Regions from separate parts of the Homo sapiens genome. Here region 1 is linked to region 2. Evidence: chromatin loops called from intact Hi-C (ENCODE). Cell type or tissue: endothelial cell of umbilical vein. All regions are shown on one strand.

Region 1 (8,000 bases), 350 kb after region 2:
ACATCCAGGCTTAGACGAAAGGAAAGCCGTGATTGATTTGTGAGGTCTGCACTGGATTGGCTATAGCTGTGGGGAGTCTTGGTCTCAGAGCAGCAGGAAGGAGTGCTGAGATTGATGAATAATGCCTGCCATGGGTGTGGTACCATGAAATAGCACACTTACCCTCTGTGGACCCGATAATGCCCAGGAGTCCTGCCAGCTCCCTTGATCTAGGATTATGAGCTCTGGGATCTGTGATGGGACATAGGCCTTTGTGCCACCGTTCTCCAACACTACCTCCGTCCCTTCCCTGGCCCTCATGCCACTTTCCTGCCCCAGAGTTTAAACAGAAAGAAGAGTGTACAATCCGTGGCCGGAGCCTGATCCAGATTAGCATCCAGGAGGACCCCTGGAACCTCCCCAACTCCATCAAGACCCTGGTGGACAACATTCAGAGATATGTGGAAGGTCGGTGGGCAGGGAGGGTGCATCATGGTGGGGAGGGGGCCATGGCTTTTGGTGTGGAACCTGAGAGAATCAGGAATGGATCCAGTTCTGTGACCCCTGTTTCTCCATGACCAGGGAGAGGACAAGAGAAGTGATGCCCTCTCTCAGCTGAGTGTCCTGCCCTGGGCAGGATGTGACTTGAGCCCAGGAGTTTGAGACCTGGGCAACATAGTGAGACCCTGTCTCTATCAAAACAAAAATCAGAAACAAAACAAAACAAAACAAAGCCCTGACTTTGGAGGTTGAAAAGGCTGAACCTGTTCTTTCTCAGCTTCCAAAGCATTGGATGTGTGAGTTCCTGTTATTATCAGGGTATGAGGGACACCGGCTGGCAGCCCACTGACCAGATTCAGGCCCACAGATAGGTTTCGATGCTGCAGCAGCAAAAACTGTGACTCTGCTTCCAGCTTGACAAAGGTTCTCACATAGAAACTTGGATTTCTGGCTGCTCTTGAACAACACGAAGATCTGGTGACTCTAGGCCCAGTCTCCCATCCTCCCTTGGTGGAGAGGAGTGGCGGCCGCTCTGTGTACGTGGGGCCGAGGTGCTTTCCAGTTCACCCCAGTCTCCACCACTCCCTGTGGCTTGGCGTCTGCTCCACGCATCTTACATCACCTGCCTGGCCCTTGCCGGCATTTGCGTCTGAGACTCCTGCGTTAGAAGGATCCGGACGAGGGAGATGTTTGACCAGGACAGTGGGAGATTAGAGGACTCTGGGCTGTTCCCTCGGGGAATGGCAGCCTCTGAGTCGGAGTCTCTGCTGCTTCTGATCTGTCCTGTTCTCCAAAAGTGTAACCAGTGAGGAGCATCGACTCTGGGTCCAGACCACCAGGGCTTGAATCCCAGCTCACCCACTTACTGGCTGTGTGATCATGGCGAGTTCCTTGACGCCTCTGGCCTTAGCTTCTTCCTGTGTCAAATGGGCCCACAGTGCTGCCTCCTTCCCGTGTGGTCAGGAGGATTAAATGAGTCAGCATAGGTCATGCGCTCAGTGCCCTGGCTGCCTGGCGTGGTGACTCCTGGCCTGGCTTCCTGGTGTGGTGAGTTCTGGCCTGGCTGCCTGGCGTGGTGAGTCCTGCCGTGGTGCCTGGCGTGGTGAGTCCTGACAAGAGCGCACCACTGCAGCTGCTCTCGTTCTTACCCTGCCCAGCCCTGAGTCCTGCAGTCCTCCCTGGGGAAGAAGGCACCTAATAAACCAAATCCAAAGCCCTTCCACATCTTTCTAAGCCCTTTTGTGGGCCGAGGAGCATCTTTTTTAAGGAAAGAGAACAGGATGTTGGGCCTGGAAGAATTGAGCTTTTTTTGCAGGACAGGGCGTGTGTAGGGCCATGCCCATGTAGGATGAGAATATGTATGTGAGGCTGTTAGGAGTGTGTGTCTTATGTGTGCACTCGTGTGTCTGTTGTGTGTCTGTGTGGATGTGTGTGTACCTGTGTGTGTACATATGTATGTGAGTCTGCAGATGAGTGCACGTGTGTGGTGTGCACTTGTGTGTCTGCTGTGTGCTTGTGTGGGCGCATGTGTACCTGCGTGTGTACATATGTGAGTCTACGTATGAGTATATGTGTGTGTCTCTGTGTGTGGCATGCACTTGGGTGTCTGTTGATGTGTGAGTGTGTGTGTGTATGGATACGTGTGTATCTAGGTTGTACGTGTGTGTGACCATACTTATGTGAACAAGGTGTGGGGCAGGGGCTGTGGCCCAGGGATTAAAGGGGCTGGTTCCATCTGTGTCCCAGGCTTGCACGTACAGATGGGGCTCACAGTTGGGGTTCCACTGCCTGAGGTCAGGGGTTCCTGGAGTTTACCTGACAATCAATAAAACCTCCTTGAGCACAGCCTTGGGTGCCAGGGCTTTGCTGTGAAGGGTCAGAGCACCTTGGGAGGTGCCATGGGGAGGGGCCCGGTTCTGCCCTCACCTCTTGCTGCCCCCTCCCAGCCCGTCCCCCTTTCTGTCTCCCTTCTCCTTCCAGATGGGAAGAACCAGCTGCTCCTGGCCTTGCTGAAGTGCACAGGTGAGGCCTTTAAAGGTGTGTGGGGGGCACATACCCGGCCTCTTCCACCACCCAAGGCCGACCATCCATGCCCTCGGGGCCTGGACGGGGGGAGGCAACGCTTTGGCCTGGAGCCCCTCCAAGAGCTACTTGAAACTTGCTTCTTCCTCTTGTGTCCAAGGGACAAGTCTCAGGGCACTGGAGCCAGGAGCCCTGTCCTGTGCCACTGCCCAGGCCTGGGTGGATGTTGACGGGGCCCCGGGATAGAGGACGATGTTAGGGGGCCTTGTGCCGGTAGAGCCTTCAGCCCCAGCCTGGGGGCTTCCACCCAGCAGAGAGTGGGGAAGAGGAAGGGGGAGGAGGTAGCGGGAGAATCTTGGAGACCTTCTCTATCCCTGCCTTCTTTCTAGAAATTAGCCAAGGGGGTGCTACTGCAGGATCTGGGTCAAATTTGGTCACTAAAAAACTCACTGGCCAGAAGCCGGCCATTGGAAATAATTCCTTCCAGAAGATTGGGACCCTGAGAGACCAATTGCTTGAAACTGGCCAGTTCTTCAGACCATGCCAAGGTCAAGGACAGGGGCAAGGGCAGAGGTGGGGGAAGGAAGAAAGCATAGTTCTCCAAAATAGAGAAAATGCTAAACTGCATTTCTGAACATGTGCAGCTTGGCAGAAGAGCTTAGCACCATTGGCATTCTACTGGCCAAGGCCAAGGAATCCCATAATGAGAGGAGAAATGGCTGAGGGTGAGGGTCTTGGGAAACCCTTAGGAAAATCACAAGATGTTTGTTTGTTTGTTTGGTTTTCAAAGCAGGCAGATGAGTCACTGAGAGAACAGTTTTGGCAAATGGGCTTGCTTTTCGTAGAATTGATTTTTGTGGAATTGGCTTTTGGTGGCTGGGATGTCCACCAAAAAGTAATTTCTGGCCTGATGTTAGCCCTTTGCTGGGGGTTCCATGAGGGGTCCTGGACCCAGGGTTTTGGGGGGTGGGCCTCCTGGTGGCACGGGAGCGCCCCTCCAGCAAGGCCTCCTGCCCTCTGCCCCCAGACACGGAGCTGCAGCTGCGCAGAGACGCGATCTTCTGCCAGGCCCTGGTGGCCGCCGTGTGCACCTTCTCCAAGCAGCTGCTGGCGGCCCTGGGCTACCGCTACAACAACAATGGCGAGTACGAGGAGAGCAGCCGCGACGCCAGCCGCAAGTGGCTGGAGCAGGTGGCGGCCACGGGCGTCCTGCTGCACTGCCAGTCCCTGCTCTCGCCAGCCACAGTGGTGAGTGAGTGGGGCGGGAGGGCGGCCCCGCTGGCCCACCCACTGGTGCCCGCCCAGGCCGGGTCGAGGGAGCCCTTGCCCACTTACTCAGGCTCCCCCTGGCCTCGTCATTCCCGCAGCAGCTATTTGTTGAGCACCTGTGTGCTGTTTTATAGGCACTGAAGGTCCAGCAGTGAACAAAACAGAGTCCCTGTACCCAGGGATCTTCTGTCCCAGTGGGAGGGAGGGAGGCACACACACACAGATAACAGAATCCATGCTACAGACCAGCGGCTCTCAGCCCAGGGCAGTTTCCCCACTAGGGGACACTTGGTAATGTCTGGAGATGTTTTTGGTTGTGACAACTGAGGGCCTGAGGTGGGAGTGGGGTGGTGGAAGCCAGGGATGCTGCTGGACATCCGGCCAGGACCTGAGAGTCACCAGTGCCTCTGAGGTTGGCTCCTGGAGCCCCTGCTGCTGGCTGGTGGGGAGGCCTGGCCTTGGAGCGCCCTCTGCTGGCTGCTGCTGCACAAGACGCCTGCCTGGCACAGATTGGCCATCACTTGATTCTCAGAATGCACAACCTGGGGCCCAGGGAGGAAGCAGGGAACACTCAGCCCTCCCCTTCCTCTTCTCACATGGGGATGCTGGGCCAAGTTCCTTCATTCTCCAAACACCACGATGTGCCAGGCCCTGAGCTGGGAGCTGGGGGCCTGAAGCTGACTTCCTAGTTGGGGGAAGCAGCTTGAGAAGAAGAAAGGACAGAGGAGGGAAGGAAGGTGGGGAGAAGGCAATCTCTACAGGAAGCTTGGCGGGCACTGCAGCTTCTCTGTCAGAGACAGCCTGTGTGAGGTGGTGACGCTTGAGCTGAGACCTCAGCCAGCCAGGCAGACAGTGTGAGGAAGAGTGTGCGGGGTAGAGGGACCAGCATGTACAAAGGCCCCGAAGAGTGGCTGGTGTGACCAGAGGGGAGCGGCAGGGGCTAGGGAGATGTGGGGACCAGTTCTGTAGGGCCTGAGACTTTAATCTGGAAGCAGTGGAGGGTTCAGAGGCTTGGAGCTGGGTGAGTGATATAATTTGGGTTAAGTTTTCAAAACATGACTTGTAGGATGTATTGTTTGGGGGCAGAGAGTGGCAGAAGGGAAACCTGGTGTCATCTTGACAAGAGATGGTGGACCCTTGAACCTGGGTGGTGGCCAGGAAGCTGGAGGGAGATGGGTGGGTCTGGAGGATGTTTTAGTGTCACCCCATCAGACTTGGTGATGGACCAGGCCCAGGGTGAGCGGGAGAGAAACTGAGAAGTCAAAGGTTTGGATCTTGGATGACCGAATGAACGCTGGTGCTATTTGCTGACATGGGACCGACTGGGGGAGGTTGAGGAAGGAATTGGGGACTTTTATTTGAGTGTGTTAGGCTCAAAAAGGTTAAGTTAGAAGCCTGGTTGGTGATCCAGGCAAGAGAGGCAGTGACTTTACTAGGATCACTCAGTGAATTAAGGCAGAGATGGGTTCTATGACCCTTGAAAGTGCAGGACAAGCCACAGAGCACACCATGATTTCACATCCACTCTGGAGAGTCACGCTCAGGACCTGGCACCCAGGGGGCCCACAGTGTGGAGTGCCGACTAGAGTTGAATTCAGCATCTTGATAGGAAACCCTGGGGCAGGGTTGGCATCTGAGACTCCTCCGCGCTGTCTTCTTCCTGCAGAAGGAGGAACGGACCATGCTGGAGGACATCTGGGTGACGCTGTCAGAGCTGGACAATGTCACCTTCTCCTTTAAGCAGCTGGACGAGAACTATGTGGCCAGTGAGTGATTTCTCCCATCCCCCACTGTGAGAGGTGGGGTCCTGGGGTGGAAGGGACAGCTCTCTGGGGTCACCCTGTCCTTCCCCTGCCTCTGGGCCAGCTGCCCAAGGTGGGCTCAGTACTCAGTGCTGTCAAACCTCATGCCTCCAACATGAGTGTGAGAGCCGAACTTTGGGGCACACATGGAAAAAGAGGGGTTTCTTTTTGTATGAACCCGGCTATTTCCAACAGCTCTTAAAAGAGAATGACACTGGTACCCAATTCTTAATAAAATTATTCCCTAGAGATGTGAAAACTTAAGATTTTTAAAGGGCTTAAATAAGTACCATAATTAAGTTCCATCCTCCCTTCCTCCCTTGCTCGTGTCCTCACCTCTCCTTCCTCCACGCTTTCTCCCCTTTCTCCCTTTTTCTTTCTGTCTTTCTCTCTGTGTCTATTTTCCACCCATCCTTCCACCTGCCCACCCATTTATTTATCCATCCATCCATCCATCCATCCATGCATCCATCCATCCATCCATCCATCCATCCACCCACCCATGTGTCCATGCATCCATCCATCCAGGCATCCATGCATCCATCCATCCATCCGTCCATCCATCCATCCATCCCACTCATCCATCCATCCATGCATCCATTCATCCATCGATCCATCCAAACATCTGTCCATCCATCCATCCATCCATCCAACCATCATCCATCCGTCCATCCATCCATCTATTTACATGTCCATAATTTTGAGCACATAGTATATGTCAGGCTGCGTTTTGGGCCATGTAACATGGTCCTCATTCCTACCCTCCTGGAGCTCATAGTCTAGACCAGTGCGTCTCAGCCCTGCTTGCACTCTGGAATCATTGAGGGAACTTTGCAACGATCCCAGGGCCCTGGGCCCTAGCGATTCTGATCGGTTTGTGGGGTGGGGTCTGGGTGCTGGGTAGTCTGGATGTGCAGCCAGGGCTGGGAACTTCTGGGCTTGCTTCTGAAAGCAGGGGTTCTCAGAGCGTGGCCCCTGGACCAGCAGCACCTGGGGGCTTGATAGAAAGGCATATTCTCCGGCCCAGCCAGAACTACGGCCTCAGAAACTCTGGAGGTGGAGTCCAGAGGCCTGTATGCTGAAAGCCCTCCAGGGGCTTCTGAGGCATGTGGGTTTAATTAGGAACCAGGCACTGGATTAGTGTTTCTCAGTTTTTTCATTTCATTAGATTTTATTTAATTTCATAAAAAACCTTTTTAGTCAATTTTTCCTAATTGCTGCACCCCCATGAAATTATACTACTACGGGTATACCCTGTGTCTGTTTATCTGTGCATCTGTGCTTATTATACATTAAAAGAGGAAAGTGTTTTCATTCTCCTTCCCACGAGCCAGTTTTCACCTCCTTGGGGACAGTGTCTCTCCTGCTGAAAATGCATGGACTAGAGTCTAGATGAAGGGCAGGTTCTCTTTGAGTAGCAATTGGAATTGATAGGCAGCAGCAGCTGCCTGTCTCCAGGCTGAGATTGGCTCGGGCAGAGCTTTGATCGATGAGTGATGTCTGCCATGGGTGCAGGATGGGGTCTGGGTGCCATATTTTGCACCCCCTGCCCTAAGCGCTTCCTTCTGGCTATGAATCAGATGTATACCCTGTTTGAGGGCAGCTTTTCCCAGGCAGGGGCCATGGGCTACCGGGTGAGGGTACAAGGAGCGCTGGGGAAGCTCTGACCCCAAATGCTGTGGACCCCCTAAGTAGGCAGAGTCCGCATCAGGTTCAAGAATTAAGCAGCGGAACTAGGAGCTGATGAAGCAGGCGAAAGGGAGGTGTCAGCTGCAGTTCTTCGGAGAGTGAGAGGGAAGGGCTGCTGGAGGCTGTCCCTAGAGGGCAGGAGGGCAGGGAGGTCTGAGGCTACCCCTGTAGAGTCGGGAGAACAGGGAGGTCCCAGGGTGCCCCCCTGGACCTGGGGGCAGGGAGGTGCCAGCTGTTCTGGAGAGGTGTGCCAGGGCTTCCCCTGGCCTTGGCCTCGGTGGTGAGTCATCCTGCCCCATATCCTTCCGCAGACACCAACGTCTTCTACCACATTGAGGGCAGCCGGCAGGCGCTGAAGGTCATCTTCTACCTCGACAGCTACCACTTCTCCAAGCTGCCCTCCCGCCTGGAGGGTGGGGCCAGCCTGAGGCTGCACACAGCGCTGTTCACGAAAGGTGAGCTTCAGGCCTGGGGCAGGGAGGACCACGGGGGCCGGGCCAAGGCCACCAAGCACACCGGCTCCCAACCGCCTGCCCGCCCCCGACATCTCCCCTCCCAGTGCTGGAGAACGTGGAGGGGCTGCCTTCTCCAGGCAGCCAGGCCGCGGAGGATTTGCAGCAGGACATCAACGCGCAGTCCCTGGAGAAAGTTCAGCAGTATTACCGCAAACTCAGGTATCCGCCTGGGGTCCCCGTTGGGGGCAGGAGTCAGGAAACCTCCACGTGGAGTGGGCATTAG
Region 2 (8,000 bases):
CCTTCATAGAGAGTTCTAATGTCCATTTGGTTAAAATGATGATATGCTGCCTTTGCCAATCCTGCCACCTCCTGGGGACAGCCTGCCATACACTTGGAAGACTGGGAGCAATTAATATGAAAACAAAGTTGACCTGAGAGGCAAAACAGTTATTAAAATGTTTCAATCAGGTGTGGTAGCTCACATTTGTAAATCCCCCACTTTGGGAGGCTGAGGCAGGAGGATCCCTTGAGGCTAGGAGTTCAAGACCAGACTGGGCAACACGGTGAAACTCTATCTCTGCAGAAATATTATACAAAAAATTAGCCAGGCACAGTGGCATGCACCTGTAGTCCCAGCAGTTCAGGAGGCTGAGGTGGGAGGACTGATTGAGCCCAGGAGATCCAGGCTGCAGTGATCTGTGATCACCCCACTGTACTTCAACCTGGGCAAGAGAGCAAGACCCTGTCTCAAAAAAAATAGTTTCCACTGAACAATTTCCACATCATGGTCACAGCATATTCAGACATATTTCTAATTTAATGTTCAGTGGAGAGAACATGAGTTTTTTTTTTTGAGACAGAGTCTGCCTCTGTCATCCAGGCTGGTGTGCAGTGGTGTGGTCTCGGCTCACTGTAGCCTCTGCCTCCCAGGTTGAAGCAATTCTCCTGCCTCAGCCTCTGAGCAGCTGGGATTACCCAGCTAATTTTTTTTTGTATTTTTGGAAGAGACGGGATTTCACCATATTGGCCAGGCTGGTCTCGAACTCCTGACCCCAAGTGATCTGCCCGTCCCGGCCTCCCAAAGTGCTGGGATTACAGGCAAGAGCTACTGCATCCAGCCCGAACATGAGCTTCTGAGTTAGAGAAATCCATATTCAACCCTGGCTCTGCTCCTTACTAGCTGATTAATTTTGGACAGGTTGCTCAATCTCTCAGATTCTCAATTTCCTCATCTGTAAAACAGGGATACTATTCCTGGGCTTGCCATTAATTAAATTAAATGCATGTAAAACCCATGGCATGGCCCACACACAGGAGGTATTTAATAATGGTTTGTTCCCCTTCCTATTTCCACTTCTTACAAAATCACGAACCGCCCATCAAAAAAGGTCCCCAGATAAAATCATGTACTTTGGTGGTTTTTATTAGTTATGTAGCTATTTCTGTAACCTGCTCATCAGTATGCAATTAAAGAAAAACCAAAATCCTTGAGATCTACCCCATATATTAAATCAGGGGAACTGTTTTTGATTAGGGAAGAGGTGCCCAATTGTCTCCTCTCAACTTATGAAACTACTCTTTTATAGTTGCTAACAGCATGGGCTTTAGCTGTGTGATCTTGGGCAAGTTAACCTCTCTGGTCCTCAATCTTTTTGTCTGTAGAATAGGGACATAAACAGGTTGCTGTGAGGTCTTATGTGAAATAATCCCTTAGCACAGTGCCTGGCACACGGTAAACAAAAGCTTCAGTTGCTTGGCACAGATATACAAAGATTAAACCCCAACCAAATTAGAATTAGCGTTCTGAGGCAGGCAAACAGATGATCTGGAAGGGACTCAAAATCGGCGCTCACCCTTGGTTGCATTCTATGTATCTTGCGGCAAACTTCTCCATTAATCGGTCAATCTTTTGGGCTTCTCCAGGTAGGCGGAAACCTTCTAGGAATGTCCGCAGGGCTGAGACAAATTCTTTTTCACAGAAGTCAAGTTGGTCCACGTAGGCATACATCACCTCCTTGTTGAACCTTGCGCTATCTCCCAGAAAATCGCCTACTTGGGTCTGAAACATACACACTCACTTATATCCAGAAATTGTCAAATACGAACCCTCAGCAAAAGCCAGCAGCCAAAGGGTGGAGTCAGAATAGCCTGGCCCTAACTGCCCAGAATAGGCTGGACTGGTAAAAAAGCTAGGGAACTCCCTGACCTGCCCACCCACCCACCCATTCCAGAAGCAGCCTGTCCTGCATGGATGAAGGAAGAGGAGGGGGCACAAGAGACTTAAAATGGAGAGAATGACGGGGCACACTAAGGAGGTTAGTTGCAGACAGGCAGCCGTAAGAACTTTCTAGCAGTCAAGGAACACTTCCAGCTCTGACTCTCTTCCAGCAAATATGCAGCCACCTGCTGGGAGGCTAGTTTATTCCCATCAAAGAGCTTTCTGCAACACTAGCCAACGGGATACACAGGACTGCTGTAACCCGGGGGTGGACAATAGACAATGTATAACCCGGGGGTGGACAACAGACAATGTACTTAGGGCCAGACAATCTCGAGGTTAAAACTGGTAAGGGCTCACAATCACCTGACAGAACTCACATGCAAGTGCTACACCCCCAAGCCTTACGGAATCCAGGCGCTCCTCCTGGTGCAGGAATTGGGCTATGTCTTCAACTGACGTTCCCAGCATGCCCTGCTCCTGGAGAAACTGGATCCCCCTCTTGGGTTTCTTGTTGAACCTGTTTCAAGCAGAGATGGGACACAAGTTGCTTATTTCAAAATCTGGAGGATAGCAAAAGCTGGTATTTGAGATAAATAATAATAGAATACTATGAACATGCCATCACGTATAAGCTAGCAAGGTCATGTCTGTCCTGGCAGCTTTTCTAAATTCCACCTTCAATTTCTGACCCAGCTATACCTGGTCAGAGTCTGCTGATTGTCACCTCATATCCACTCTCCCCTTCTCCAACACTAATAGAACCCTACGTGTTAGCTGGACACACTGCCATGTGGAATAAAAAGAACATTTCCCTGCCTCCCTTAAATAAAGGATGGCCATGTGATAAACTTCTAGCCAGTGAGATATGAGCAGAAGTGGTGTGGGTACTTCTAGGAAGGACCCTTAAACAAAGCTGACTCAGGTGGGAAGTCTGCTTTTTTCTCTTTTTGTTCTTTCCCTCCTCCTCTCCAGAATGTTTGTGGGATGGCTGGTACTCCAGCAGTCATCTTATACCATGAGGCCACCCTCTCTGGCTAAGTATGGTGAAGCAGACAGATAAAAGGAGCCTGGATCTCTGATGTCCTTAAGGGCCACCGTAGCAGCCTTAGACTGTCCACTTTTGGATTTCCTTGAGAGAGAAATACATAGTTAAGCATGTTATTTTGTATTTATTTTTTTCTTTCTCTACTTTTTTTTTTTTTTAAGAGACAGGGTCTCACTGTGTTGACCAGGCTGGTCTGGAACTCCAAGTGATCCTCCCACCTTAGCCTCCCAACGTGCTGGGATAACGGGCATGAGCCACCATGCCCAGCCCATTTTTTATTTCCTGCTAAAGGAAGGCAAAGCTAACCAATGTATAGACTCAACTTATTATTTACCAGGCCTGAGCTGGAGGGTGATATTCATGAGTAAGCACAAACTGGCAAGCGTCATGAAAGATACAAATAGGGGCAAGGGCAGAACTTAACTTGGGACCTGTTTAGATAGTGCAGTTGCTGAAGGCCTCTTTGAGTAAGAGATGTTTTACCAAGTCTGAGGGATGGAAAAAAGCCAAGAGAATTTCAAGCACAAGGCACCATGGTAAAAAGAGCTGAAGGTGTTCAAGGGACTGAAAATACATTGTGTGACTCAGGGGAATTGGCAGGAGATGAGATCAGCAAGGGAGGCCAGGGGCTGGGTCAGGCCATGGTGCAGAACAGGAAACCTGGAATGATTTAGGCAGGAGAGTGATAAGACTTGATTTATGTTTTAAAAAGATTACTTTAGCTGCTGTGGGCAGAATACACTAGAGGGAGGTGGAGTGGCGGCAGTAGAAATGAGAAGATCAAACATGTCAGTTAATAAGTGAGTACTGTAATTTCAACTCTTAAGTTGAACTTACTAAGTTAACTAATCATTTACAAGTTGGAATATATGATTGTGTATGTGTTGATGTGTGTAAAAGACTGGAAAGAAACATAAAGATTTGCCAATGATTGTGATGATGGTGCTGTGGTTATATGGGAGAATGTCCTTTATTTTTCAAAGAGATTCAGTTAAGGTCTCATGATGGCTACCAATTACTTTCAAAATGGTTCAGAAAAATATATACGTAAATAAAACAAGTAAGATTCCGTCCCAAGATGGCCAAATAGGAACAGCTCCGGTCTGCAGCTCCCAGTGTGATCGACGCAGAAGACGGTGATTTCTGCATTTCCAACTGAGGTACCTGGTTCATCTCACTGGGACTGGTTGGACAGTGGGTGCAGCCCACGTAGGGTGAGCTGAAGCAGGGCGGGGCATCGCTTTACCCGGGAAGCGTAAGGGGTCGGAGGATTTTCCATTCCTAGCCAAGGGAAGCCATGACAGACTGTACCTGGAAAATCGGGACACTCCTGCCCAAATACTGCACTTCTCCAATGGTCTTAGCAAATGGCACACCAGGAGATTATATCCTGTGCCTGGCTCAGCAGGTCCCACGCCCACGGAGCCTTGCTCACTGCTGGCTCAGCAGTCTGAGATTGACCTGTGAGGCAGCAGCCTGGCAGGGGGAGGGGTGTCTGCCATTGCTGAGGCTTGAGTAGGTAAACAAAGTGCTGGTGAAGCTCGAACTGGGCAGAGCCCACCACAGCTCTGCAAGGGCTGCTGCCTCTATAGACCCTACCTCTGGGGGCAGGGCATAGCTGAACAAAAGGCAGCAGAAACTTCTGCAGACTTAAACATCCCTGTCTGACAGCTCTCAGCAGTGGTTCTCCCAGCATGGTGTTTGAGCTCTGAGAACAGCCTGCCTCCTCAAGTGGGACCCTGACCCCCATGTAGCCTAACTGGGAGACACCTCCCAGAAAGGGCCGACTGACACCTCATACAGGCGGGTGCCCCTCTGGGACGATGCTTCCAGAGGAAGGATCAGGCAGCAATATTTGCTGTTCTGCAATATTTGCTGTTCTGCAGCCTCTGCTGGTGATACCCAGGCAAACAGGGTCTGGAGTGGACCTCCAGCAAACTCCCACAGACCTGCAGCTGAGGGACCTGACTGTTAGAAGGAAAGCTACAAACAGAAAGGAATAGCAACATCAACAAATAAAATGACATCCACACCAAAACCCCATCTGTAGGTCACCAGCATCAAAGACCAAAGATAGATAAAACCACAAAGATGGGGAGACACCAGAGCAGAAAAGCTGAAAATTCTAAAAACCAGAGCACCTCTTTTCCTCCAAAGGATTGCAGCTCCTCCCCAGCAACAGAACAAAGATGGATGGAAATGACTTTGACAAGCTGACAGAAGTAGGCTTCAGAAAGTCACTAATAACAAACTTCTCCAAGCTAAAGGAGGATGTTCGAACCCATCGCAAGGAAGCTAAGAACCTTGAAAAAAGATTAGACGAATGGCTAACTAGAATAAACAGTGTAGAGAAGACCTTAAATGACCTGGTGGAGCTGAAAACCATGGCATGAGAACTACATGACGCATGCACAAGCTTCAATAGCAGATTTGATCAAGTGGAAGAAAGGGTATCAGTGACTGAAGATCAAATTAATGAAATAAAGTGAGAAGAGAAGTTTACAGAAAAAAGAATAAAAAGAAACGAACAAAGCCTCCAAGAAATATGGGACTATGTGAAAAGACCAAATCTACGTTTGATTGGTATGCCTGAAAGTGACAGGGAGAATGGAACCAAGTTGGAAAACACTCTGCAGGATATTATCCAGGAGAACTTCCCCAACCTAGCAAGGCAGGCCAACTTTCAAATTCAGGAAATACAGAGAACACCACAAAGATACTCCTAGAGAAGAGCAACCCCAAGACATATAATTGTCAGATTCACCAAGGTTGAAATGAAGGAAAAAATGTTAAGGGCAGCCAGAGAGAAAGGTCGGGTTACCCACTATGGGAAGCCCATCAGACTAATAGCGGATCTCTCAGCAGAAACTCTACAAGCCAGAAGAGAGTGAGGGCCAATATTCAACATTCTTAAAGAAAAGAACTTTCAACCCAGAATTTCATATCCAGCCAAACTAAACTTCATAAGTGAAGGAGAAATAAAATCTTTTACAGACAAGCAAATGCTGAGAGATTTTGTCACCACCAGGCCTGCCTTACAAGAGCTCCTGAAGGAAGCACTAAACATAGAAAGGAACAACTGGTACAAGCCACTGCAAAACCATGCCAAATTGTAAAGACCATCGATGCTAGGAAGAAACTGCATCAACTAACGGGCAAAATAACCAGCTAACATTATAATGACAGGATCAAATTCACACATAACAATATTAACTTGAAATGTAATGGGGATAAATGCCCCAATTAAAAGACACAGACTGGCAAACTGGATAAAGAGTCAAGACCTCAGTGTGCTATATTCAGGAGACCCATCTCACGTGCAGAGACACACACAGGCTCAAAATATAGGGATGGAGGAAGATCTACCAAGCAAATGGAAAGCAAAAAAAAGCATGGGTTGCAATCCTAGTCTCTGATAAAACAGACTTTAAACCAACAAAGATCGAAAGAGACAAAGAAGGCCATTACATAATGGTAAAGGGATCAATTCAACAAGAAGAGCTAACTATCCTAAATATATATGCACCCAATACGGGAGCACCTAGATTCATAAAGCAAGTCCTTAGAGACCTACAAAGAGACTTAGACTCCCAAACAAAAATACTGGGAGACTTTAACACCCCACTGTCAATATTAGACAGATCAACAAGACAGAAGGTTAACAAGGATATCCACAACTTGAACTCAGCTCTGCACCAAGTGGACCTAATAGACATCTACAGAACTCTCCACCCCAAACCAACAGAATATACATTCTTCTCAGCACCACATTGCACTTATTCCAAAATTGACCACATAGTTGGAAGTAAAGCACTCCTCAGCAAATGCAAAAGAACAGAAATCACAACAAACTGTCTCTCAGACCACAGTGCAATCAAATTAGAACTCAGGATTAAGAAACTCACTCAAAACCACACAACTACATGGAAACTGAACAACCTCCTCCTGAATGACTACTGGGTACATAACGAAATTAAGGCAGAAATAAAGATGTTATTTGGAACCAAGGAGAACAAAGAAACAACGTACCAGAGTCTCTGGGACACATTTAAAGCAGTGTGTAGAGGGAAATTTATAGCACTAAATGCCCACAAGAGAAAGCAGGAAAGATCTAAAATTGACACACTAACATCACAATTAAAAGAACTAGAGAAGCAAGAACAAACAAATTCAAAAGCTAACAGAAGGCAAGAAATAACTAAGATCAGAGCAGAACTGAAGGAGATAGAGACATAAAAAACCCTTCAAAAAAAAATCAACGAATCCAGGAGCTGTTTTTTTAAAAAAGATCAACAAAATTGATAGACTGCTAGCAAGACTAATAAAGAAGAAAATAAAGAGAAGAATCAAACAGACACAATAAAAAATGATAAAGGGGATATCACCACCGATCCCACAGAAATACAAATTACCATCAGAAAATACTATAAACACCTCTACGCAAATAAACTAGAAAATCTAGAAGCAATGGATAAATTCCTCGACACATACACCCTCCCAAGACTAAACCAGGAAGAAGTTGAATCCCTGAATAGACCAATAACAGGCTCTGAAATTGAGGCAATAATTAATAGCCTACCAACCAGAAAAAGTCCAGGACCAGATGGATTCAAAGTCGAATCCTATCAGAGGTACAAAGAGGAGCTGGTACCATTCCTTCTGAAACTATTCCAATCAATAGAAAAAGAGGGAATCCTCCCTAACTCATTTTATGAGGCCAGCATCATCCTGATACCAAAGCCTGGCAGAGACACAATAAAAAAAGAGAATTTTAGACGAATATCCCTGATGAACATCAATGTGAAAATCCTCAATAAAATACTGGCAAACCGAATCCAGCAGCACATCAAAAAGCTTATCCACCACGATCAAGTCAGCTTCATCCCTGGGAAGCAAGGCTGGTTCAACATACACAAATCAATAAACGTAATCCATCACATAAACAGAACCAATGACAAAGACCACATGATTATCTCAATAGATGCAAAAAAGGCCTTCAACAAAATTCAACAGCCCTTCATGCTAAAAACTC

What was found. Peaks named below come from ENCODE experiments on the same cell type or tissue, not always from the same donor. Only the 100,000 strongest peaks of a DNase experiment are listed, where the experiment ranks them.
Region 1: a loop joins it to region 2, with 5 times the contacts of the local background. A loop is called at or near these places in 2 of 110 quality-filtered maps.

What each region holds. Positions count from the first base shown.
Region 1 is chr20:48,632,213-48,640,212 of GRCh38, reverse strand. It overlaps PREX1 (phosphatidylinositol-3,4,5-trisphosphate dependent Rac exchange factor 1), which reads left to right. Exons shown (of 40, transcript NM_020820.4): 30 at 319-447; 31 at 2,461-2,502; 32 at 3,530-3,750; 33 at 5,438-5,537; 34 at 7,574-7,717; 35 at 7,822-7,936. Among named protein-coding and RNA genes, the nearest start is that of PREX1, 190 kb to the left of the region's middle. RefSeq lists enhancers at 1,368-1,662, 4,036-4,175. In endothelial cell of umbilical vein, a CTCF peak has its summit at 4,254 (motif pointing left); DNase peaks (open chromatin) are centred at 1,482 and 4,242; H3K27ac peaks cover 1,101 bases.
Region 2 is chr20:48,979,169-48,987,168 of GRCh38, reverse strand. It overlaps ARFGEF2 (ARF guanine nucleotide exchange factor 2), which reads right to left. Exons shown (of 39, transcript NM_006420.3): 15 at 2,329-2,440; 16 at 1,556-1,761. Among named protein-coding and RNA genes, the nearest start is that of ARFGEF2, 61 kb to the right of the region's middle. In endothelial cell of umbilical vein, CTCF peaks have their summits at 90 (motif pointing left) and 3,708 (motif pointing right); a DNase peak (open chromatin) is centred at 3,568; H3K27ac peaks cover 1,812 bases.